2 separate regions of the Mus musculus genome follow, and region 2 is linked to region 1. The links are chromatin loops, found by intact Hi-C in ENCODE. Cell type or tissue: left cerebral cortex. All regions are shown on one strand. Links, peaks and the distances in the headings refer to the core of each region. The heading gives the core; the rest is flanking DNA. Region 1 has its middle 380 kb from the start of Adcy8. Region 2 holds the start of Adcy8 (adenylate cyclase 8).

What was found. A loop is a pair of places that touch in the nucleus more often than their neighbours do. Peaks named below come from ENCODE experiments on the same cell type or tissue, not always from the same donor. Only the 100,000 strongest peaks of a DNase experiment are listed, where the experiment ranks them.
Region 2: it touches region 1 in a loop (2.1-fold over the local background); 2 of 42 quality-filtered maps call a loop at or near these places.

What each region holds. Positions count from the first base shown.
Region 1 is chr15:65,297,712-65,310,062 of GRCm38, forward strand. No RefSeq gene overlaps it. Among named protein-coding and RNA genes, the nearest start is that of Adcy8, 380 kb to the left of the region's middle. In left cerebral cortex, for the core only: no CTCF peak of the experiment used is centred there; DNase peaks (open chromatin) are centred at 6,230 and 10,504.
Region 2 is chr15:64,915,017-64,927,367 of GRCm38, forward strand. Adcy8 (adenylate cyclase 8) reads right to left here and starts at 7,280. Exons shown (of 18, transcript NM_009623.2): 1 at 5,136-7,280. The coding sequence starts at 6,089. In left cerebral cortex, for the core only: CTCF peaks have their summits at 2,967 (motif pointing right) and 6,037; DNase peaks (open chromatin) are centred at 2,982, 3,801, 4,853, 5,283 and 7 more places; H3K4me3 peaks cover 5,569 bases; H3K27ac peaks cover 4,354 bases.

The DNA.
Region 1 (12,351 bases), core at 2,937-10,936:
CTACATTTTCTAGAGATGAAAATTCTAGTGAGTGTGATGCATTGCATTGTGGGGATTAATAGCATCTCACCTGTAACAACAGGCACCTACTACTTCTATTTAATCTTAGTTCAAAATCTCAGCCAATAAATGTGTAAGTTCTCTAGGGATTCTATGACAATTGGGTGAAACTATACTGCAGTTTTCTTACAGTTGTATCCTGACAATTGTATCTCAGTTTCTTTCAAGCAATACCTCGGGTCAAAGGTTAAATGTTGGTACTTAGAATTGTTAATATTTATTATCAACTTTATTAGATTTAAAAACATACTTCTGGATGTCACATAGTATCTGGAGATAATTAGGTCATATAGGCACTGGCCTAGCAAGTAGATAATTTCCTTGATAGAATCATGGTAAGAGGACATTTTACATAGATGAAGAAAATCAAAAGGGAGGCCTACCTTGAGTCACTAGGGCTGTATCTCTAAAGACTATACCTTACCCTAACCTCTCCCTGCATTTCCTTTTCTCTACTTCATGGGTTACTATGATGTGAACAGTTCTACTTGATCACACTCACACCACTCTAATAGAAAGATGGTCTTGAAACCAGGAGGAACTTTCTTCTTTTTAGTTGTTAATGTCAGATATTCTGTCACACAGAAATAGAAATCTAACAAGCACAGTATTGTAGTAGGGAACTCAACTTAGATTATATAACAGCAGAAGGCAATGAAAAGCTAAGAATTGGAGAGGAAACGTGTGTTGGCACATTTTAAAACTGTGTGTACAAAGAAACACAGAAAAGTTCTTTGTCATTCAGGAATATCTAGCTAGGCTCTTAAACATAGGTTGTCTGTCATCTTCTCCGTATAGCTGTCTGAAGATCACTTCCTGAGACAATGACTACCCCACATCTTTTGCATCTCAGCTCTTGTGATCTTTCTGGCAACTTCTCAGAAGAGTCGTATCTTACTTGACACGGTGGCATTTCACCCAAGACTAATGAAGGAGGGAGCATCTCATTTATACAGTCAGACCTGAAGCAGCTAGGTGCTGTAGTTGCTGGGATTCTAACACGAATGCAAATGGTCTCTACCTGGAAAGGAGCATGTGCAAACTAATCCCCTTACATACATTATTATTTCAGTTTCTTCATAAAAATCACTCAAGTTCAGGGTGGGAAAAAATAAAGCTCAGGTTCAGACATGCAGCCTTTTAAGTGGAAACTCTAAAGCTGAGGGGCAGGTTTTGACTGAATAGTGAGAATAAAGCTGACCTTAGGTCAACGGTTCTCAACCTTCCTAATGTTGCAACACATTAGCACAGTTGTTCATGTTGTGATGACCCCTAATATTATTTTTTTTTTACTGCTTCATAACTGTAATTTTCCTACTGTTAGGAATGTCAGTGTAAATACCTGTGTTTCCTGATACTCTCAGGTGGCTCCTGTAAAAGGGTTTTCAGTTCCCTAAAGGTGTAATGACCCACAGGTTGATACCACTGCCTTAAGGAATTCATCATTATTCTCAGTTATCAGTAATAAACTTCTTCTAACTAGTGTCTTTTTAGTTAGAGTAATCAGTCTTAAATGACTTTTTTGACCATTATTTATTTTTTACTAACTGGAAATCTAATTCACACAATTAGAAAATTAAGTACTAGGACATTTAAAGTTTTAATAGAAAGGCAAGAGTAGAAACCGTAAGAAGCGTTTCATTCTTGTACATAAAAGTCTAATTTTTAAGACAGGGGGGACAGGGAGGTTCATGGTGTAATACTTTCAGGATCTGGATAACTATACATTATAATCTAAGATTCCCCCTCTCTTCTCTCTCTCTCTCTCTCTCTCTCTCTCTCTCTCTCTCTCTCTCTCTCTGTGTGTGTGTGTGGTGTGTGTGTGTGTGTGTGTGTGTGTGTGTGTGTGGTGTGAAAGTATTTTCTCCTATCAATCTCCATTTAAACTTTTAGAGACAGGGTCTCACATTGAACCGGGAGCTTACCAATTGGCTAACAAACCCAGAGGATTCACGTGTGTGTGTGTGTGTGTGTGTGTGTGTGTGTGTGTGTGTGTGTGTGTTGTGTGTGTGTTGTGTATGTATAGAAATTACAGGTTGGTGCTGCCACATGGACTATTACATATGTGTTCGGATCAGGGATCAGTCCTCTTAATTGCACAGCAAACACTTTACCTACTCAGCCATCTACCTAAGCTCTCCACTTCTTCAGGTGTTTGGCTCTCTATGGTGCTCATCTACCTACCTGCCTACCCAAAACACCAGCACTGACCCTGTGTCTGCTATCTATTCCATTGCCAAATGTTTTAGCTTATGTAAAAGGAGATGAAGTAGTAGGGCTTCAGTTCTTTAAGGGTAACTTTGGCTTTAGAAAAGGCAGCAAAATGCTGTTAAGAAAAAAAGCTTCCTTTGGCATTTGCATCTACTATTAAGTATTTTTGACATCTACAGATTAAAAACAGCCTGTTACTATGAAGGCACTATGAAACTAACTGCATATCAAAATGACATACAGCATTCATTTCTTGACAAGAAGCTAGCGTTTGGAAAACACACTGGGCTACAAATCTGAATTGGAGAGGAGGAGGAGAAAATAAAACAGTGTGATGCTATAAGTCAGTCAACTAACACCATATTTCAAGAACTCCGTTGCACACATCAATTATCTCCTTTAATCTTTCACATTAATAAGTACTGATATCATGATTTTTCCAAGTAGAGAAAACAGAATCCTTGAGTACACACACACACACACACACACACACACACACACACATTCTTCTAATTCAGATCTGTGTGTAGAATTTTCCCCAGTCACTTCACTGTGTGCTTCCTAGCTAACATTCACTGTACTTTTCAGAATGTGTTCTTTATACTCATGTTAGAAGCTTTCCAATTGTACCACATCCAGTGATAGGAACATTAGAAATCAGCAAGGAACAGCATTGAGTCTAAATGCAGAGAGTTAATAAGTGGCAGAGGCCAATTCAGCTTCAATTCAATTCAGCCCAAATGCCCAGTATTCTCATCACTTCACGCCACTGCCCATGTACCAAAAGGATACAGCTAGATTAGCATTATGAATTCTGTCCATGGCACCTTCAAACACAGGCCCATGAGTGATAATGATTCAATCATTATTTGCTAATATTCTAAAGAGATCATTCAAGGATAATGTCCTTTATCTTCATTCCTCAAACTATGATTATCTACAGTTTACAGGCAAGAATAACTTTAAAATCTCTCAAGCATTTCTAAATATGAATAAAACACAGGTTGAAAACCCATTATGTGAAGTAGTTTGAGCCACGAAGTTTCAGATAATTTGAGTTTTGGTCTATTTATATATGCTAATGAGATAAGAATGGAATCTAAATTTAAATATACTCTCCATTGTGCTTAATATGCACCTATGCAAACAGCCTGGAATTACTTTCATTTAATTCTTTTAATAGTTTTGTACCTGCAATAGTTTCACCGTTTGGAATATTCCAGTTGTGGCACCATGTAAGCCCCCAAGAAACAGTATGTTTTGGAGTATATGGCATGTTATATTCTCATATTAGAAATATGTAGTGAAAACCTGTAGTGAAAACCCATGATTTTCTTTAAATACCAATTGTAATGCTGAAAACAACAACAGCAACAAACCAAAACCCAAATCAAAACCAAGACAACCATCCAAATATCCATAGGAAACAGAAGAAGTCGGCACTTCAATGTTGATTGCTTTACAGAGCATAAAGAATGGAGCATTGAATTACAGAGAAGTTGTCCCTTGTCTGGCCAAGGGCTCACAAAGATGTTTACATATCAACAGAAATACAAGATGAGCTAGATTGTTGGGAACCATTCCTTTCTTTTTCCCATTCTCTCAGAGCCTGTACTAGGGGAAGAGAGTATACAACCTCCAACAGCCATGCTTGTCTGTCTGCTATAAAGGTTACTGTTTTTCAGGATAGGCATAGATGCCAATACAAGCACTAGACTTAGAGACATAAACTGTCCAAATGAGAAGGTCAAATGTTACTTTCTCTGACTGTACCCGCTGCAGTTCATTGTTTTAATATTTTATTATTTTTACTTTTGTGTATATGATTTGAAGGGTAGAAGCAAGTGTGCCATAGAGCACATGTGGAGGCCATCAGACAACTCTGTGGAGTCCATTGTTTCCTTCTCCCTTTATGTTAGTTCCAAAGAACCAACTAGAGTTCTTTGAATTACACAGCAAGCACTTTGCCATTGAGCCATCCTCTTGGCCCCAGTGCAGGTAATTTTACAGCCTAAGAACATGCCACAACATGGAATGAACAGGTGATTATAGCTGGACAGAGATGGTGTTAGCTATGTTGATCATATTTAACACTACAAACAGTAATAATATATGGTCTAATTTATTAAACATGGAAAATCTTTTTAAGGGAACAATGTACAACCACTAGAAATGATGGGTGCAAGGATTTTATTAGGCAATGTGGAAGATTTTTTTTCTATTATCATCTTTGGTTAAAAAGAGGGCTTCAGTATTACAATCAAAATATGACCCAGGTTATATGTAAAGGTAGATCGTCTTCCAGTTCATCCCTATCTACTATTCTCATAAAGAAAAGGAAACACAAACACAGCATTAAAGAAGTTATTTTGACTTGAACACAAAGCAGCTGTATTTGAATGAGCTATGATCTTCTTTCTTAAAGAGGTTCCTTTTTCCTAGGTTTTCAAATTATATGTGTGGGGGAGGAGCTATGTACACAGGTGTGTGTAAATGCCTGCTAAGGTGAAAGTAAGCACAGGCCCTGGAGGCTGGAAGTACTGATGGTCATGAGCTACCCCAAAAGGATGCTAAAAGCAATGTGCACTCTTAACCACTGAAGTAGCTCTCCAACTACAAGTAGGACCTTCGTTACGCAGAAAAAAAGGCAAGAGGACAGCTGGTTACATTTGAAGCATCCTCGTGAAATAGAGATGGACACTCTCTTACCCTCCCGAAGCAGTTTTTAAATCTATTTGGGATTATTTAACCCTACTCTCATGCTCAATTTAAAGAACTGTTCTTTAATTAAGTGATTAAAATGGCTTAGTTTAATTGGATTGTGAATTCTCAGTGTGGCAAGAAGCCAGTTCTGGTTGTCAAGATATAAAGAGAAAAATTTTGTCATGGAAACTATATCTTTTAAACTATATTTCTTCACATTTAGATGAGAATTTCATGTTATAAAAAGAAATTGAACATATTGGCTACCATCCAAACAGACTTTAATATTTCAGTCAGAAAGTGGTCATCTAAAATATCTTACACACTTTGAACAAAACCGACCAAGAATTTAAAAATAAAAATTTCATTTAAACTATAGAACATATCAGTAACAGAAATATCTGGGTGAGAATTCCCACATTGATAAGATAGGGTTCATATTGATCAATTTATACCTTCTTAGCTATCTTACCTACATTGGAGGATAGAAAATTAAATAGTGTTGACTCTGAAATACAACATTGTCCTTTCCCAGAATGAAAATCAATTTTCTCAAGTTAAAATTTACATCAGTAAATGAAGTTTTAAGGAGTTTAATATTTGAATCAATACTTAGGTAGCATTTCTGTATAGTGAATGTTATGTGTTATGTTGGAAATTGATTCTTTGACAGGGAATTAAATTACCAGTCATTTGCTTTAAAAGTAAGTAAGTAAAAAAAAAAAAAAAAAAAAAAAAAACAGATCGAGACAATCCAGAGAACTGAACTAAGAAAAAAAGGGAACACCATTGTCAAGATGCCATTAATTCTGTGATAAAATAGCGTTGCTACCGGAACCTCCTCCAGTATTAAGGAGGATGGGGCCATCTAAAGCAGAGCCACAGTGGGTCACTATTCATCAGAGGGCAGAAGGATCCAGATAAAGAACTTGGACCTTGTTCTATCACCCCTACCAAACAGACATATTTATTGGTGGAGAGTTTGAACTAATATTGACTTGAAGTACTGGGTGTCTGTTGCTACTGGTGAAGTGTTACTACTACCCACAATGCAATGCATTGCAGTCACTAGAGTTGTCATCTCTAGGTAATGTGGTGAGGTACAGAATAAGATAAAGGTATTGTAAAATCAAAGAGGAATTGTATTCATCAATACGGGTTTCGAAGGGATTTATGTTCCAATCACCAGTGTTCTGGTTAGACTTTTAAGTCAAAACTGTGACTGTGGGCTGTCTCCGCAGCATATTTTCACACACACTTTCTGTTGCTAAGCATCTTACAAAAGGAAAGAGAACACTGGCAGCATGCAGGAGGTTCACCCTGTGATTTTCACAACTTATTATGTTGAAAGAGTTTCCTGCTCACAGGAGGATACTGGGACATTAGATCCACATAAATGTGTTGAATTGAGAGGCCATGCTTGAAAGATGGGGTAGATGAAGGTACATTGTAAACTCAGGAGAGAAGATGAAGCAGGAGCAGAGCTGAATAGATAGAAAGGCCATAGGTCTTCAGAGGGTTTCTTGGGCATGTACTGGTCAATATATGCAGTGAAGAAGTCAGAGGCCTGGAATATGTCAGCCGACAGAAATGATGGTTACAGTGCCCACTGGTGGGGATAGCACACAGATCTTCCAGCCAGCCTGTAGAACTTCACTGGTTCATATGTACTGGGAAGAATACACAGAAGACTGTATGAAACCTCATTAGTAAGAAATAATGAGCATTAGACTAACCACTTCTCCAAACTCGCTTACCAAGATTAAAAAGCAAGAAACTATTTTTGACAACAGCAAAATAAAACAAAATCAAGCAAACAAACAAAACAAGAAGAAAGCTATATCTAACATATACAACATCCCAGAATAGAGATGGAAAATGTTTCTAGGAATAAAGTGATAACATTATATTCATTAAGTAAACTCCAGAATGTATGGAGTACAACAAAATTTCAAAAACATGCAGAAAATCAGGATATAATCCACACTGAAAATAAACATCCTTCCATGTCAGTGAACCTAAATAGACACAGATATAATGATTGTTACAAAAGATACTTACAGTTATTACTAACTACGATTCCTATAGTCCAGTGTAAGGATGTTTCATAGAAATAAGGAAGATGTATTTAAATACCAGATTGATGGTATAGGGACTAAGACATCTAAAAATTACACAAAAATAATATGAAAAAAAAAGCAAAGATATACTCATCATTGTCAAAGGAAACTTTGTTATGGTAGACATCAGATGGCTCAGTAGGTAACAGTTTCTGGTTTATTAAGTATGAGGATATGAGTTCAAATTGCCGAAACCCATATGAAAAGCTGAGCATTATTGTGCATGCTTTTAACCCCAGGATTGTGAGGATGTGTGTGAGTGTGTGTGTGCATGCACGTGTGTGTGTATGTGTTTGTGAGCATAGAAACAAAACTGAGAAAGAAAATACCATAAGTGTTTACGCTTAATGTGATAATCATTTTATTTGATTCCTTAAAGAAGAGCAAAAGAAAATAACTAAGACTTTGAAGATAATACAGTTTAGGTTTTCCCAAATACCATGAAAAGTGTAAACTACAGATTCATAGATCCCAATGGACCCTTATTACAGAACCATATTAAGAAGCAATGATGCCTCAGGGAGACTTTAAGAATATTTTCCATGAGTTTCTGCAATATCTCAGCAGATTCTGGATCTGGATCTAGAATAGGACTTGCAGGAGCCATCTACATGGAGACTAGTATCCCATCTTTAAGCAACTTCTTTCTCAGACTGTGTTAGTGACTCTGCATCTGTGTAATTCCAAAGTGCCAGAAATAAGGCCCATATAAACATTTTGCAAAAGCTGTACTTCTCCTTTAAGAAAACTGAAGCAATGCCCAGTGCTTACCACTTGCACTCTCACAATCTCCCACTGAATGCTACACTCTCCCTTCAGATTCATGTGGTTCTTCAGTCCTCGAGTTTGTCAATTTCTAGCAGTCGATAAATGGGCATTACAATCCAGTCCTACCCCTTCCAACTGTCTGGGAGTCTCCCACAGTACAGGTAAGGAACTGACTTAAGGACAAACTTGGTGGCAGTTCTTTTTAGAATGAGAAAATGAAGCACAAAATATGAGTTAAAAAAATTCGAATGAGCCCACAACCCTGGAAACTTTGGCAGTTGTAGGGATATAGACAGGATTAGACAGTCTAAGTATACGTCATATTTAAGAACTACAGGCTGTCTGATAGAGGACAGTTCAAACGTGAATTGAAGTACTCCAAGAGGTTCCATGAAGTGTGCCAGCTCCCAGACGCAGTGACTTGTTAGAAGGTTCCTGGAGCAATTGCTATTGCATGATGAGGAGCTTCAGAGAAGTGTCTGGAAGATTACCTGCTTTTTCCTGATCTTGAGCCAGGGAAACGTCCTTGATTTCTCCTTCCTTCCAGAGTCCCATCTTCCTTAACCCGCTGAGTCAAGAGACTCTTATGGGACTCAGAGTTCTCTTCATCTGTTACCTCTAGTGCTTAAGTCCTCTCTGAGGCTCCTGAACTGGATTTCAGTTTTCTGATCTGGCTTAGAACTTGTTTTGCATTTCTGTCGGTCAGAGACAAAGAAGTTTTACTTTAAAGGGTCTTCTTGATTCTTGAATACATTCCTTTTATCGATTGGTTAAAACTTAAGTGCTTGGGTTAGACACATTCTTGGTTTACCATGAAACTGGTTCCAGGCTGGAGTTCAGGACTCACATCTCTGGCCTTACTTTCAAGTTCCAGTTATGTGACCTCTCCAAGGCACGATGACTGTGGCAATCATGCTGAGACAGGGTGAGAAACACAGAGAAGTCACATCTTTATAAGGCTACTATTACCTCAACCAATAACTTTGAGAAAATTAATTAAATATGTCACTCAGCTAAAATTGCCAGTGAAACTCAATCAACCTATCTTTTTTTTTTTTTTTTGGTTTGTTTTTAGATTATAACTTTATTACATCTCTCCTTTCCTTTTTCTGCTCCCAAACTCTTATGTACTACCTCCCTGCTCTTAAAATCAATGGCCTATTTTTTTCATTAGGGATTATTATTCCAATGGATACATGTACCAAACACTTCTCTACTTAAGACATGGGGGTGTAAAGATTGTAAGAGTCAGAGGATTAGGGAAATTGCTGTGAAATTGTGTCTCCTAGTAAAGTAACATCAGAAGCTACGATTATTAAATCTGACCAACATGACTACCCAAACATGATTTGAACAAGGATGACAGCCATAGAGATGTCAACCTAATTAGGAGAAAGCCCATGTGGTGATCCTTCCACAGATGAGGGAACACCAATCAGTCCATCTTAATGTCTCCTGGTTTCTGACCACTTACATATATACATATGTGTGTGTGTGTATGTGTGTGTGTGTATATATATATATATATATATATATGTGTGTGTGTGTGTGTGTGTATGTCTATACATATACATGTGTGTATTATTATATATTCATATATAGGAATAAAATATATCAATATATTTATGAATAAAAATATCAAAAGATGAAGAGAACAGAGTTCTGATTCAATGGTGGGTCTTGGTAAAGAGAATTCTCCTAGAATTACAGCCACTATGGCCTTTTGTCTCCATGGTATTCTCCATGATAATTCTGCATAATGTTAAATGCCTCAGAACAGAATTTGGAAGCCATGAGATGATGTGCTAGATTTGTCTGTATGTAAATTCATGAGTCTGATTTCTCCTTAATAATGTCCTAGATCCTCATAGTTTTTGAAACCATAATAAAATCTTATATATCATTTTTATGCAAGCTCATGAGCACAGCATGACTGAATGAATTTGTGACAGGGTTTCAGCCAAGGATATGACCTACACAAGCTACTGAGACCTTGGTCAAGCCACAGAGGCCTTGTATGTTCAATCATAAAGTTAGTACCTCTAGTTAGAGTCTCTGCAATGTCTCTTGCAGATGCCTTATTTTAGAAACCACTCTTCTCTGACCTAAGCTTCCTTGTCAATCAGCAGCTTTCTGAAATAACAATTTTGTGGAATAAATTATGTCAAAATGAGTGGGTGAGAAGTGTGTGCCCTCACAGCCAGAACACATTTGAGTGTGTTTGCAAATATACTAACTTCACATTCCTCTTTTTAAGGTCCCAGTTGTCTTTTGGCATCTTGATGAGTAAATGAATTCCAAACCAATTTGGAACAAGCAAAATATGTTATTATGAGATATTTGTTTTCTGAAACAATTGTAGTCATGAAGCCTTTCTTTTTAATCTTTCCCCTCCTTCACTTCTTTTAGCCTGCCTTTTTTTTTTTTTTTTTGATTAGTTATTAGAAAGGGCAAGTTGAGAATAACATGGATTCACAGATTTTGAAGCACAATGATGTGGAAGTTTACATCTACAAAGCAAATCAGGAGAAAAAGAAGGCAGGCAATAGCTAGGAAATTAACAGCAGAAACAAAAGTCCCCTTTTATATTCCCTGTCATCAAACTCTCCAGCCAAAAATAGCCATCATGCCAGCTCCATCTGGAGAAAGAATGGTCCGTTTGCCATCTGCTGAGACAGAAAGGCACACACAAACTGTGATTTAAAGTCATCAGAAATAGAATTAAATAACGTATGTCCGAATTAAGGGAATCGCTACACAATCTTTGCTGAGGCCACGGGGTGCCTCTCTGCGGGTGTGTGTCATTCAGAGAGTAAAAGCTAAATCCTTTAATAATCAGGAAACAAATGTGGGGTGCACTGAGGGGCAATGAATAAAAGACTTTAGGTGACAATCATATATTACTGAATAGGGATGGGGGGGATTGGTGCTTGCTGCAAAGCATTGAGTGCTTTTTTTTTGAGGAAAGGTTAAACACAGACCTTTTCTACTGAAGCTTTACAGTTCAGAGGATGCCTGTGTTACATCTTATTAGAAACTAAGGACTTATTAGAAACTTCAGAAAGCCAGATGAGGAAAACACTGCTGAAGAATTGTTCTTGGGATCCTTCAGTCAAGCTTGTTCTCCTGGGGGCTGGACAAAGAAGCAAAGAATACTGGGTACATTCCATCACTAGCCTCCTATCTGTGGGGGCCTTATGCTTAGGAACTCACAGAGAGTTTGCCATCAGACAGATTTAACTATTTCTCTTGCCTGTTGTTATTGACAGGGCTGACTTGGATAAGCTTCGTTACCCATTGGGCCTCAGGTGTTCTCATCTATAAGATGATCATTGCAAAAATATGGAGAAGGCCAACAAGTGCCAGATGCTGTTGTAATTGCTTTATATAGATTAACCCATTTAATTCTAACCACAGTCCCAGAAAGATGGCCCTGAATTAGCCCCATTTTTGCAAATGAGGAGATCAGCCACAGAGAGAATAAGTCTCTTCCTCAAGATCTCATAACCAATACAGGTTGGCAATGTGAGCCCTGCAAGTTGGATAGTGCCAAAAATATTAGTTTCTGGTTCATATTACAAGTTCAACAATTGTTGGCATGCTACTCTACTTCCTAGGCAACAGTTTGCATATTTAATCAATATTTTTTGAAAGTGGCTAATATGTACTGTAGCCATGCCATGCAGTAAGAGCTCATATTTATCAACTCATTTATGTCTTGTAATACTCACTACTCATGGCATCTGTACCAGTTGTACCTATGATTTTATCCCTGCGCTTCCTTTTGCTTTTAATGTTTTTCCCCAAATATCCACATGGCTTTCCTGTATGCTCCTCAAATTTCCCTAAAAAGTGAAGCTAACACGACATATACTCCATCATCCCATACCCCAGGCCTTACTCTATTATGCTTTGCAATGCACAGAAACATCTGATGGACCATACAGTCCTTATTTCTCTGTCTTCCTCAAAATGATACAAAAAATCTTTTTAAGGGCATGGATTATACTTCTCTTGATAACCTCTATTCTATACTCTCTTCCTTTTAGACACACATTCCTTAAATAAATGAAGAAATTACCCATTTTAAAGTTGAAGAAATTGTTACAAAGAGATTTTCATGAATTGTACCAAAATAAAAAAGGTATAAAGAAGACAGATGCAAGCACTGATGTCCTAGTGCTATGTGGAGGTATGAAAATGTCCACAGCATGGAAGTACTCATGGGCTCAAACTCCTACTCTGGAAAGTGCTGTACACAAAAGAACCCTGTGTCTTTAGGCATAGGCAATTCATGTAACATGCACTTGATACCTGGAAGTTACAAAAGGTAACCTATTAAGGATAGTTTTTGTATTGAAATAACATCACTTAATAGATTAAACAGGAAATAAATAACCTAGAAAACTAAAAAAAGGGGGGGGGAATGGCAGTATTTTACAGCAAAGGCCACATGGTATGAGGAAAACAGGAGAATTTTTCTTTAAAG
Region 2 (12,351 bases), core at 2,928-10,927, 380 kb before region 1:
AGAGAGAGAGAGAGAGAGAGAGGCTATAACTCTATTATCTCTTCTTTGTTTTTACTCTGAGGTCAATGCCTCACTTAAGTGCATATTTAAACCACAGTTTCTCTCCTAAAATCCCACTGCTCCCATCACACCTCTCTATCTTACCTCCTACAACTGCATGCTGTCCTACACAATTACTGATAGGAGAGCAGTCTAACTGGGTCTCATTATTTGTCAAATTCAAGAATCATTACTTAATCAGCATTTGTCTGGTTGTAGTCTCTGCGGTTTGATGAGATCTGTCTAAGACAGGAAAGAGCTATCTAACTGACAGCATGACCTTGAACAAGGATTAATCTGGATTTGCATACCTGTACGCATCTGCTCACAGGGTTATCTTGCAGAAATCACTTTCTCTCTACACTTATCTCCTTATCTGCTTCGACAAGGGGCACAGACGTCTAATTAGTCACTGGCTGTAACATTTTAGATCCCCCGAGAGAGAAGAAGCACAGTGCAGTCATCTTTCTGGTTAAGTATTACTGCTCTCAGTTTTCCAACAACGCAATGATTTCTACCATCCTGTGTCTAATGAGCTGAAGAATGAGAACAAGATGATTTTCAAATGTTAGGTAGCCCCTCTTACTGTCCCAAGAAATTAAATCAAATTAAATTAGAATAAAACGCTAATCATAGCTATGGTGCTTAGAATATATCTGGGACCTTATTATTATATTTCATTTATATGTATAATGTTATCTTATAATACATTTTTTGATTAATAAATCTAACTGGTGGATAAACAATTGGCTTAAAATGGAGAAATATCAACTTCCTAGAGAGTATGCGGAAGACTCTCAGTGTCATTGATATGCATACCATATGTGAGGCTGACACAGTTTAATTTTAATTCAGTGGCTGAAGGGCAGACGCCAGGCTACCTGCAACTGAACTCTTATAGGGTGTTAAGTTAGAAAAAACAAATGTTACAATTGGGCTTTGCAACTTAAGAAGTTTTCTCATTATTTCCAGTGTTACTGGACCCACAAAATATGTGGGCAATTTGGGTGGTTTGTTATATTTTCCATGAACTATACTTTCTCTCTCTCTCTCTCTCTCTCTCTCTCTCTCTCTCTCTCTCTCTCTCTCTCTCGTGTGTGTGTGTGTGTGTGAGTGCACATGTGCGTGTTTTGTTGTATTGTGTGTTGGAATTTGGAGGGCAGCGATTTAGTTTGCTGCCTGAGTAGAAAGAATACAAACCATTTCTATGCTGAGAAGAAAATTCTCTTTAGTGAGCCTTTTAAGATTAAGATTCATATCCACAGTGGGAATCAACTTGTGATGCATATTCACAAGGGGCTTTGTCTGCTCCTACGGTGGGGTCTGCAGAGATTTGAAGCACAGTGGTTGCCCTTTCAAGGCACAGATGTGATTTCTTAGGGGTGGAGACAGTAGCAGCAGAAACTCATGGCTTGGATTAAGAAGGCAATTACTGGCTCGCTTATTACTTTTGAAGATGACATTTTCAGTGAAGTGAGCCAGCTGACAGGGTGTAGCTGACACTGGATTCTCATTTTAATCCCATGAGTCTTGAAAATACTAAGTTAAACCTGAGCCATCCTCTTAAAGGGAATTAAGATTAATGCAAAGACCTGATATTCAAAGGGCTTATGGCCTTCAGTTGATGAGTTGGTACCCAGCTGAGCAGAATGATTTTAAAGAATCTATGCCATTTCTGGCATTTTCTCTCTCAATTCCCTTCTGCATTTTTCATTAAATGCTCATTGATGTAGTGTATGGCCTTGTACTCTCTTGACTAGCAAAAGGAGTCCCTTTTACTCTTAGTCTGCAGAAAGGATGCCCTTAGAGGTTGCTGAGGAATAGTTAGCACTGGAGTTCAAATTCTAATTCTGTACTTATCACCTGTTAGCTCCCTGGCTTCAGAAAGCCCCCTGTGTTTCTGAAAATCTGATCTTTCTTCTTCGAAATTAAAATGAAGGGCAATATTGCCTATATATCATCAGGTATAGCAACACCAACAAAGGATCTAAGCTCTATGTAAAATATTGTACAAATGGCATGCTGTGTATTTTGGTTTCTCCAAACAGTGTTTAGAAGTAAAAGCCTGTCTTATATACAAACAACTTAATTGTGTATTCATGCTTGTATGGATGTGCATGGGTGGAGGATTCTTTAATCAACAAAGAGTTTGGGAAGTTGAATATCTTGTAATCATGTGATGAGCAGTCTTGTTTGTATAGTGATTCCCTTAGGTGCCTACTCTGTGTCTGGTATTTGTTTAAGTGCTATGGATGAAATCGTCAACACGAGGGCAATCTCTTGCCCTTTTAGTGTGTGTGTGTTCTTGTTAGCATCGAGACTTCAGGTAAACACAAAAGAGACACAACAAAATGATAAGATAGTTTCAGACAGTGTGATTGCTGCAGAGAAACCCAAACAAGGCATGCACCAGGAAGAGTGGCTTGTGAGAATCTGGACAAATAGAACATGCCAGATCAAATGAAGAATAGGGGGAGGGGGCGGGGGATTGACCCAGAATGCAGATGTAAAGACAAAGAGGTATGAAAGTTCATGAGATATTAGGAAGATGGAAAGATGGGTGGAGAATTTAGGATCTGAAGAAGAGCAGAAGAGGGAGAGTTCGAGGAGGACAAGCAGCCCCTGGGGGAGAGAGTAGGTTGTGGTGAGTGAGCACTTAGGAATTCACTATAGTGGCCCTCAGAGGTTCTTACCAAGTTTTACATGTGATTTGTGCACTGAACATGGGAAATAAACCAGTACTTCTTAAAATTAAAGCAGGGAAAAACAAAATAAAACATATTCCCCCCGCCCCTCCCCGCCCCCGAAACCAATAAACCAAACCAACCAACAGACCAAACCTAAAATAACACAAACCTAGGGGTTTAGAAAAGAGAGAAACCCTCCACTTTCCTGCAGGCTCTAAGAAACTTGCACCCCTAGGGGGCGCCAAAGGAAAATGTTTAAAGGAACTTGCAGCCCCAAGCTGAAGAATCCTATGGCCCAGGTAGCTTCACTGTGGCAGAAAGGGTACTTGGCCTATGAAATCCTATTAAACCAATAACCTGTCCCAAACAGAAAGGCGAAAAGGCTTAGTTTACATGTCGTGGGTCTTGGTTTTCACAGTGGGGAACTGTTTATCATAGGATGGGAGTGGGAAGACATTGGGGGTTATTTTTAATCTTTTCCCATCTGGTAGTATTTGAGTAGAGTATCAAACAAATATGGAGCCAGAATTTGCTTGCTGGATTCACTTGGCAAGAAAAACATATCTATACTTAGAACTTTGAAGACATTCATAATTTGACACTTAGGGTGTGTTTTTCTAAATACTACCCCAGCATATTTTATGTGGTCTTTCAGTAATGTGTACCAAGTAAGGCTACTGTTGAAAGGCAGTAGGTTGTAAATGAGTCTTTCTGTATACATCAGATATCTGTGGTTGATTGTGAGAACAACTCAGACCGAGTTAGGTCTTCAAAAAGGAGGAGAGAAGCAGGAGACAAATGAGGAGGATACAAGAGGGAGGGGCAAAAGAAGAAAGCAATGATTTGCTGACATTGAAACATAGTAAAGAAAAGGAAGAAAAGAACAGGGGTGCTTGGGAGAAAGTAGATTTACATGCTAGGGGTTCAGACATCTGTGTCCACAGAATTTGAAGTGCACAGCTTATACACTGTATAATATTATACAATCCCAGGCAAAGGCCTTAAGGCCTTCTTCAAGGGACACTCTACTATGCGTCAAATATTAAAAGCTTGGGATATTTTCCAGAGAATAGTCACCATTGCCTATGGTGCAGAAAAGTTCACCCACCCAGCTCTCAGCAGGGCTCTTATCTCCCTGTTTCCTGCCCAATGATCCCAGCTACATGCTTTAGATACTCTTAGCTTTTCCTGGAGGAGACACTTTGAAGAGCACAGTCAACCAACTAACCAGATAAGCAGCCGCAGCAAATAGACACAGCCAACATGAAAGGAAAAAGACCCCCAATCCAATTAAACCCCAGAAGGCAATGATGGGAAAAGCTTTCTATTGGGGCTAGTGATCTGCAGATCATCAGTCATTTGCAGTGGGATTGCCCACTATACATGACTAGAAGAGTTTTAACATCAATCCAATACAACAAGAGTAAGCAGAGATGTTGAGAGCAGGACAGATGCATACAAAACGGCCCCTAGCCAAGCACCTCACAGTTGCTTTCTTCCAAAATTGAGTCTGTTGATGTTTCCCTCTGTAAACGAGAAGCCCCCACACCCACTCTCCCTGCTAAGTACCAGATATTTGTTAAACAAAGTGTCAGGCCATTAATTATCAATTGGTTTTAGTGAATTTAAACAACAGATTCTTTGTCTACCTTCCCAGCCAGAGACAACGTGAACTTTGTTCACATAAGCACATTCATATTTAATGAGGGAGAGGAAAAGGGAGAAAGGAGAGTGACAGAGTTGGAGACTTCATCTAAGTATTTCATTAAAGACATCTACATTGAAGCGTCTCTTTTAATTAATAAAAACTTATATTCTTTGCCAAGAGTCTGCCATCCTGAAATTCCTGAGACCTATTTATTTATGTATTTATTTATTCAGAGATCAGGGGCTGGGCACTGTAATCAGAGACAAAACCACGGTAGATCCCCAAGGGCACTAACATTACCCAAATAAAATCCCTGTCATAGGATTGAGAACGATGGGGAGGACCTATTGGAGGGCACCCAGCACTGCAATTCCATGTTTAGCAAAGATGAAATCCATTCAGAAACAAGCCAAGCAGAAAGCCAAGTGAAGAAACCCTTACAGCAATCTGCTGTGAGTTAGCAAAGCGCCACAGCTCAAATCTAGGCAGTTCTCCTCTTCTGTGTGTCCTGTAGACTTTGGGTGTCAGTGGAAAGGCTTATGTTAGAGGACAATTACCAGCCAGAGTAGAAGAGTAAAGTTAGCCGTTTTGTTTCAGTTATTATGAGCCTTGACTCCCCCCCCCAGCCCCCCCGAGACGCACAAAGCCTAAGTAAGCTAAGGAAGCAAACTTACAAGAATGCCCCCTCCCCAGCTCTCTAGAAGTTATTTCTAAACAACCCATGGGAGTGGAGCTGAAAAGCAAGTGCAAGCAGGAGTTACCTGGTTGATGGAAAAGACCGCTAGCCTGGGTATGAGTACTTGAAGGGTGACTTGCAGCAAAGATGTGCCCAGGCCGGCCAAGATGGCCCAGGTGAGAGGCAGGGGAAGCATGCTGTAGGTGGCGAAGAGTGTAAAAAGCACGTAGCCTATGCCGTCGCCCAGAAGCCCATAGCCCAGGCCTGCTGCCAGAATCTGGGTGGTCATAGCCACCCAAGTGACCACGCCGCTGTATTGCAGGTAAGTGTGGGAGGTGTTGTCCTTCCTGACCACCACGAGGGCGCAGATCACCACCTCGATGCCAGTGAAAAAGCCTAGCAGGATGCCCTTGAGAGGGTCCATTGGAGCCGAGGCCAGGCTCAAGTGCAGGACTAAAAGGGTGAGTTTGGTTAGTACATCCAACACGTTCATCACTACCTCCGATTTGCGCCTCTGGCCCAGGAAATAGCGTTGGTAGAGGCGCTCCAGATCCCGAGACTTGAAGGAGTTGCGTAGGGTTGGAAAAATGACCCCTCGGTAGCTGTATCCTCCATTGAGGAAGAAATCCGAGTTACTTGGGGCACAGTCAAGGTGTAGGAAGCCCAAGTCGCCCCCGCCCCCGCTGCCACTGGCACTGCCGCTCCCGCTGCGTTCCGGAAAGACTTTGGTGCCACCGGTGTTGTGCGCTCGCTCTCCGGGGCCCAGAGAATAGAGAGGCAGCACCGAGTCGCTAGACAGCTGCGGCGCGTGGTGATTGGGTCCACTGCCCGCAGGGTTCGAGGCTTTGCGGGAGACCCCGCCGCCGCCGCCGCCTCGGTGCCCGTGGATGAAGCGCTGCTCCGTGATGTGCCGCACCGCCGTCTGCCACAGCAGCCGCTGCGGCCGAGAGCCGCTCCCGTCGTCGCCGGCCGGGGGCGTCGGTTGGATGGTGTAGAGTTCCTCGCTGCCACTAAGGCAGTGCACATCCGAGAGCTCCATGGCTTGGGTCCGCGGGGAGGGAGGCACAGACACTGGTTGTGTCAGTTGGTGATAGGGGTTCCTAAAGACCCAAAGGCCGCTTGGCAGCGATCCCTTCTTTCCTAAGCTGTTCGACTGCAGGAGCCCTGAGCAGGGCCCCCACAGGTCAAGTCATAGTGAGCCCAGGAGCAAGGTGTTCCTGGTAGAATGCAGCGGACCCCTGTGTACTGGCAAGCCACCTTCCCGCCAATCAGCTCAGCTTGGATACGCAGTGAAAGTGGTGGCTGTTTGTCCGCGAAATCCTCAGCGCTCTGAGCCACGCTGTCCCTTTCTGCGCTCCAGCCCCCTGGCTGTCTCTAAGCTCAGCGTCTTGGCGCAGTCTTCCTTCTCCAAGAGGCGCCTGGGCGCCGCGCTTCTGCTGCGCGTCGGGCGGGTCCTGGCTGCGGCACTGGACTCTGGACGCCCACGTCTCGGCGGCTGCAGAAAGGCTGGCCAAGGGTAACCGATGGCTAGGATGGGTGCTAAGTTAGCAGCTGTGGCGGCAATCATCGCCCTTCGGATAACTCCATTGCGCCGGCATGGGGAGCCGGGGCGGAGCTGGAGGCGGGCGCGATGAGGCAGGAGGTGTGGGTGATGGTGAGGCGGCAGGGCGCCCCGCGGGAGGGCAGGAGAAAGGTGGTAGCCTTAGCACTAACAAGTCACCAAACAGTTAATTTGGAGGTGTGCTGAATGAAGCTCTCTCTTCGGTTCCTTCCTCATTGTGGCCACTTCCAGAGCAAATACTGGCAGCGCGGGTTCTGGACTGATGCATTCCTCAAGGAAGATCGTGGCGCTGCTAGCCCCAGGGTCCCAGCCTCCGCTACAGGACTAAGTCACCGCTGCTAGTAGCGATTCTGATGGGTCGCAGCACACAATTCCCATTCCCTTCACTTCGCTCTTTGGAGTCCATTGGGCCTGCCAGACCCCAGGGGGTGTGAGGAAAGCACAAGTGGGAAGGGTAATAAAGCCAACAGCTGAGTTCGAAGAGAAGCCACAGGAGCGGATTCCTGAGCCTGAGAAACGAGCCTTGGCGGGTGAGGCGGCAGGCGAAAGGTTTGAGCGAGAAGAGGCTCCAGGCCGAGTGGAAGTCGATGAGACGCCTCCGGATCCAGGGAAGCGCGGGGCTACTTGGGCGCTCGGAACCGCGCAGCGGGACCGGAGCCTGGGAGGAATTTGGAGACCTGTCAGAGCGGTCAGACACCCGCGGCGACTTAAACCCGCCCCCGCGCCAAACCACGCCCCCGGAACCCAGGATGGGGGTGGGGGAGGGGTGGGGGCTGGGACACGGAGGCACCCAGATCTGCACAGGACGCCCCAGGTCTTGAAGGGCCGCACCGGTGGGTCGAGCGAGCGCGGGCTGCTGGAGCCCCGAGCCTGGCAGCTCTGCGGTGGAGCGCTCCAGCTGGCCGCGCCCGCTGGTTCCTCCGCGGTTCTTTTTTAAGCACTGGCTCCTGCCCTTGGCAGGTGCAGAGCCAGGATCGTAGGCCGCTTTGCCCACGAACTCTTTGAGACCAGAGACGCGCACTAGAGGGGCTCATTTCCGCCCTCCCCACTCGAGAGCGATGTAGTGTGTGTGTGTGTGTGTGTGTGTGTGTGTGTGTGTGTGTGTGTATTTAATGCCAACTTTCAGATTAAAACTAAAATCCTCTCAAGAAGCCACTCTCATAGCGGTGGGCAGCCTTTTACTTTTCTCTGCTCCCGGGGTCTGGGTAGTAGAGGGTATTAGGATGGGGGCGTGGTCTGCATATTTCGAATACTAAATTTGACTGGGCTGTCAAGAAAGGTGCGAAGGAGGACCTTCGGAAAGGCATTTCCAGGGGCCTCCTGGAGGCAGCATTCCTGCCTGCCTAGGTATGTTGAGGGTCGCGGTCAAAACCCAAGTTGCCCCGCAGCGGTTCTTGCATCAGCATCCAATCCAGCGGGGTCCTTGGAGTCTGGCTTTTCAGGGATCTGGTAGCAGTACCAGTCTGGAGCCCCATTCTGCAGGTGGTGGAAATCAACACCTCTGCCACAGCGACTGCGGCTGCAGCCAGTGAAGCTCGGGCCCTGAACACAGTCAGCTGATGGTCAATGACGTCAGGCTCTGGGCGCTTTCGCAACCCCGCGGCGTCCCATGAAAGCCTAAATGACCTGGCCAAGCGGTCTCCAGGACACTATTCCCAACCCCCACCCCACCCTATCTCCCCCGACCCCAACCCCGAGAAGGCGATTTTTTATGCCTTCTTCTAGTGCAAACTCCTAGCTCCTTTTGGTCCTAAGCAAAAACAGCTTTCCCTGAGGATCCAGAGCGCCCTCCTCCCATCCACACCAAACCATTCTCAGGGTTATTTGTAGCGACTGTGCCCCAGAAACCTGTGTTTTGACTCCTCTTTCCAAGTCTTATAGGTCACCTGCCTCGCATAGAGCATCCAGAAAGAACAGGGGAAAGTCCTTTAAGGTGTTATCATTCCTCACCAGCATTTCTGGAATTTGGTGCACTCAAGAGAGAAGGAACTCGATTAAACGATGGATTTTGAATAGAAAGAAAGCTGATTCTATTTTAAGTTCAGCTTGTGAACATATTAATTTGTTAACTGATCCTTAAGGGTCTGGTTGACCCTTGGGAGCTAGAAATTAAGAGCAAAGCATTAAAAACAAACAAACAAACAAACAAACAAACAAACCAAACCCAAAACACAACAAAACTAAAACCAAAAGCCAGGTTGTTATGTAGACATTAACGAAACCAATGTATACATCATCCTGAACAGTTTATTCTACTTTTAGATTCTTGGACTCAGGCTTTCCGAAACTTCTGAAACTCTAGGGTGGCTAATCTTTTAATTTGGAGGAGGGGAGAGAAAGGGACTAAAGAGTGAAGAGTTTCCCCAAAGCTCTCTGGTCTGGACATAGAGATGGGATTGTGGCTTTTCTCTTCTTGAGGGCACCTGTGCAGTCACCTGCGTCCGTGACCACCTAAGCATCAGTGCCTGCGGGAGACGTTTCCTCGGGTTCTTCTGTTTCCTGGAGCCCGAGGGTTCAGCCTGGATCAATGAGGAGTTGAAGGCAGATGGAACTTTCCTGTACAATTCTTCCTCCAAGCTGGACTCTCCCCAGGATGATTTATTCAGCAGCAAGAGGAGGCAGACCAAAGAGGGGGAGACTTGGGCTCAATCAGATAAAATGACTCAGGTTGATGAATGAGCACAGCTTGCTGCAAGGAGAAACTCCAAGAATTTCATGAAGTCAGAGGCTGGAGCAAAAGCAACTCGGAGAAAACATCACGTTGGCCCAGTTGACCTTTTCTTTCTTATTAGGGCACTATCACAGTCTATTGTAAAGTGAGAGAGCTGACTGCGCAGAAGATTCAAGCGTGGTCCTTCTTATTGGGGTGACATGATGCTCTTCAGCCTCCAGAGCATTCTGTTCTTGAACGAGAACTTTGGGTGCACACAAATACTATACTTATTTTGTAATATGCCAACCACCAAATGATTTCTTACTCAAGACATGCCAAGCATTGTGTTGGAGCCTGGGAGGGACTAGGAACGTGCTGTTACTCCCTATATATTTCACAGTATCTACTGTGATCCCACTACAGTATTTTGACATTTTAAATTTACTTTTTTATATAATGACATTTCCCTTTATTTTTGGACTTCTCGTTTCATCTTTCTCCCCTAAAATGCTGCACAGCCCATTCTTCAAACCAGAGTAGTGTCTTTGCATAAAGCCTTTTATGATATCCCTAGTGACCACGAACGAGGTCCTCTTATGCCATCTGATGATATGCTTTGTGAACAGTGGTGTAGCTCCTACCAAAGGGATTATAGATCCTCCATTAAATCCCAGATCTTCATTTTCGTTGCTTCTCCTGGTGAAACATTGATGCCCTTGAAGGGTGGCTCAGCTTTCTTTGTTGTCATATTCCTTGGCTTAAAGGTAATTGTAAGGCTAGTGACATTTTTTCCCAGCCCCTACCAGCTGTCAAGCTCATCCCCAAGTCCTTCATAAGTATCCCACTTAACCATTTCAGTAGTTCTGTGAGTCAGGCTTTGTCTGCTTTTAGGATTCCCATTTTACTGAGTAGGATACTGCACACTGAGGCTTCTTATATATAAGTACCTTTAGGTACATTTGGATAGTCCAAGTCTCAAATGCACATACTTAATGAAAGTTTTGTAATTAATAATGACTAACTTAAGCAAAGCTGGTAGAAGTGAAAACACTAAATGTATGCTGATTTTTCAAAGGCAGATTAAGGGATTTCTGAGGTTTTTGTTGTTGTTGTTGTTGTTGTTTTTTGTTTGTTTGTTTTGTTTTTTAATGTGGAGAAATCTGATCCTTAAGTCCAAATAGCAGATGAATGTATCAGAACAGAGTCTTTTGTAAATGGGTGGAAGGCTTATTCATTTTGGCTTACTATTTTTATAATTGTAAAAAATAAAAAACAAAACAGATTTTCACATATTAGATTTAGCCCAAACAATTGACTTAACCTATTTTTTCACTAGTTTCATAGTGATAAAATATTCTTTTGCCTCTTTGGAAAATAACATTTGTTTTGTGATGTTGATGCCTACCACGGACTACATTTACAGTAGCTATATTTAAGAAAGAAAATTGGCTGTCCCCTCAAGAAGTACCGTTGACTCCTTAGCTTGATTGCATTCACACACAGGTTTAGATTCTAGAAAACATGTGCTCTTTGTTAAATGCCCACAGAAAGCCTGTCCCTGACTGAAGACATTAAATATTTACATGTAAAAGAAAAGTTGGACTGAGTTCAACCCCAGAGATCCTGTTTCTAAAGGATGGTGTTGGTGACAGGGCAGCTTCCCAAGTCAGAAGTCCCTAAAGGAAAAATGGCATGTCTTCTTCCCTTGGAAAGCTGTAGTTAGAGGACAACCACAACATTTCTGCTTCTGTTGACCTTCAGGAGAAGCCTGTGTCTAAGGCAAATAGAGCCCTCTATGGAAAGGACTGCCTTAAAAAGTTTGCACAACCATCTCACCTGGAATGCAGCACAGTGTATGTAAGGTAGAAGAACAAAGTATCAGCTTCACTCCTGTTTCTTCTCTGTCTCAAAAGCTACACGATGGAATAAAATATCTGTAGACAGTTCGGGTCTTCACAGGAACTAGTTTAAATTAGATTTTGGTGCCTGTAAGGAGAAAACTGTCTCTCTGTAAGAAAATGGTTTTGAGACAGGGAAGGCAGAGCTCATAGCATTGTCAGGCAAACAACAAAAAGGAACCTCCAAGGGAGACAGACATAAACATATTCTGCTTCTTAAAAGACGATCTCTGGTTTAATTAGAGGGTGAGATCACTATGACATTGTTGCTGGAATTCCAAAATTACAAGAACACCCTCCTCCCCATTCCTTACTCCCCCCACAACACACTAAAGAGGGACTCGAAGATCCCAGGCTTCCAGTTAGAGTCTTTGGCCTGACCATTGCTCTTTTCCATCCTTAACTCCATTACTGGCTATAATTCATAAAGGGGAGAAAGAGAGGAGAGGAAAGGCAAGGGAGGAAATGTGGGAGGGGCATCTAAAACTAAGGGTTATTTGAGACCATGTATAGAAACCTAATATAGTTGAAATGCCCTATAATATGCACACATATAAAAGTCATCTACATGAAACTGGAAACATCTCGTGTCACCAAATGTAACTCTAGTACTAGGAATGGCTATATCTAATCAAGTTATTTGTTCTCACAAGGACCCCAAAGAAACCTTCAAACAACCTAGGCTATTCCCAATGATACGGGTGGCTCTTCACAAGCTAACAGTAAGGCCCCATTACTGAACATAATCCCTACACTGAGCAAGGAGAGGTTGAGTTGGTGCTACCTAGAGCCTTTACCTCTATGGTCTAGTGTTCATGGTACAGGAAGGTACTGTGTTGCACACTACCAGACTAACCCAGCTACAAACCTTTAGATGCACTGGCACAATAGTGGCACAAAACTCGTGGGAGTAACCAACCAATATCTAGTTTGACTTAAGGCCCATTTCATGAGATGAAATCCACACCCAAAACTGCCTATGTGGCCAAAACTAGATAGGCCTGGGACCAAGGGCTAAAACCAAAAAATACTGTTCAGCTAAAGGAGCATAGCAATAAAATGAATCTTGACATTCAACTATTCTTACAGATCCAGGCTTTGCTCAGCCATTAGCAGAAAAGGTTTCTCCTACAACAGATGGGCCATAGGTAGAAAATATGCAAAGAGAGAGGGAGGGAGAGAGGGAGAG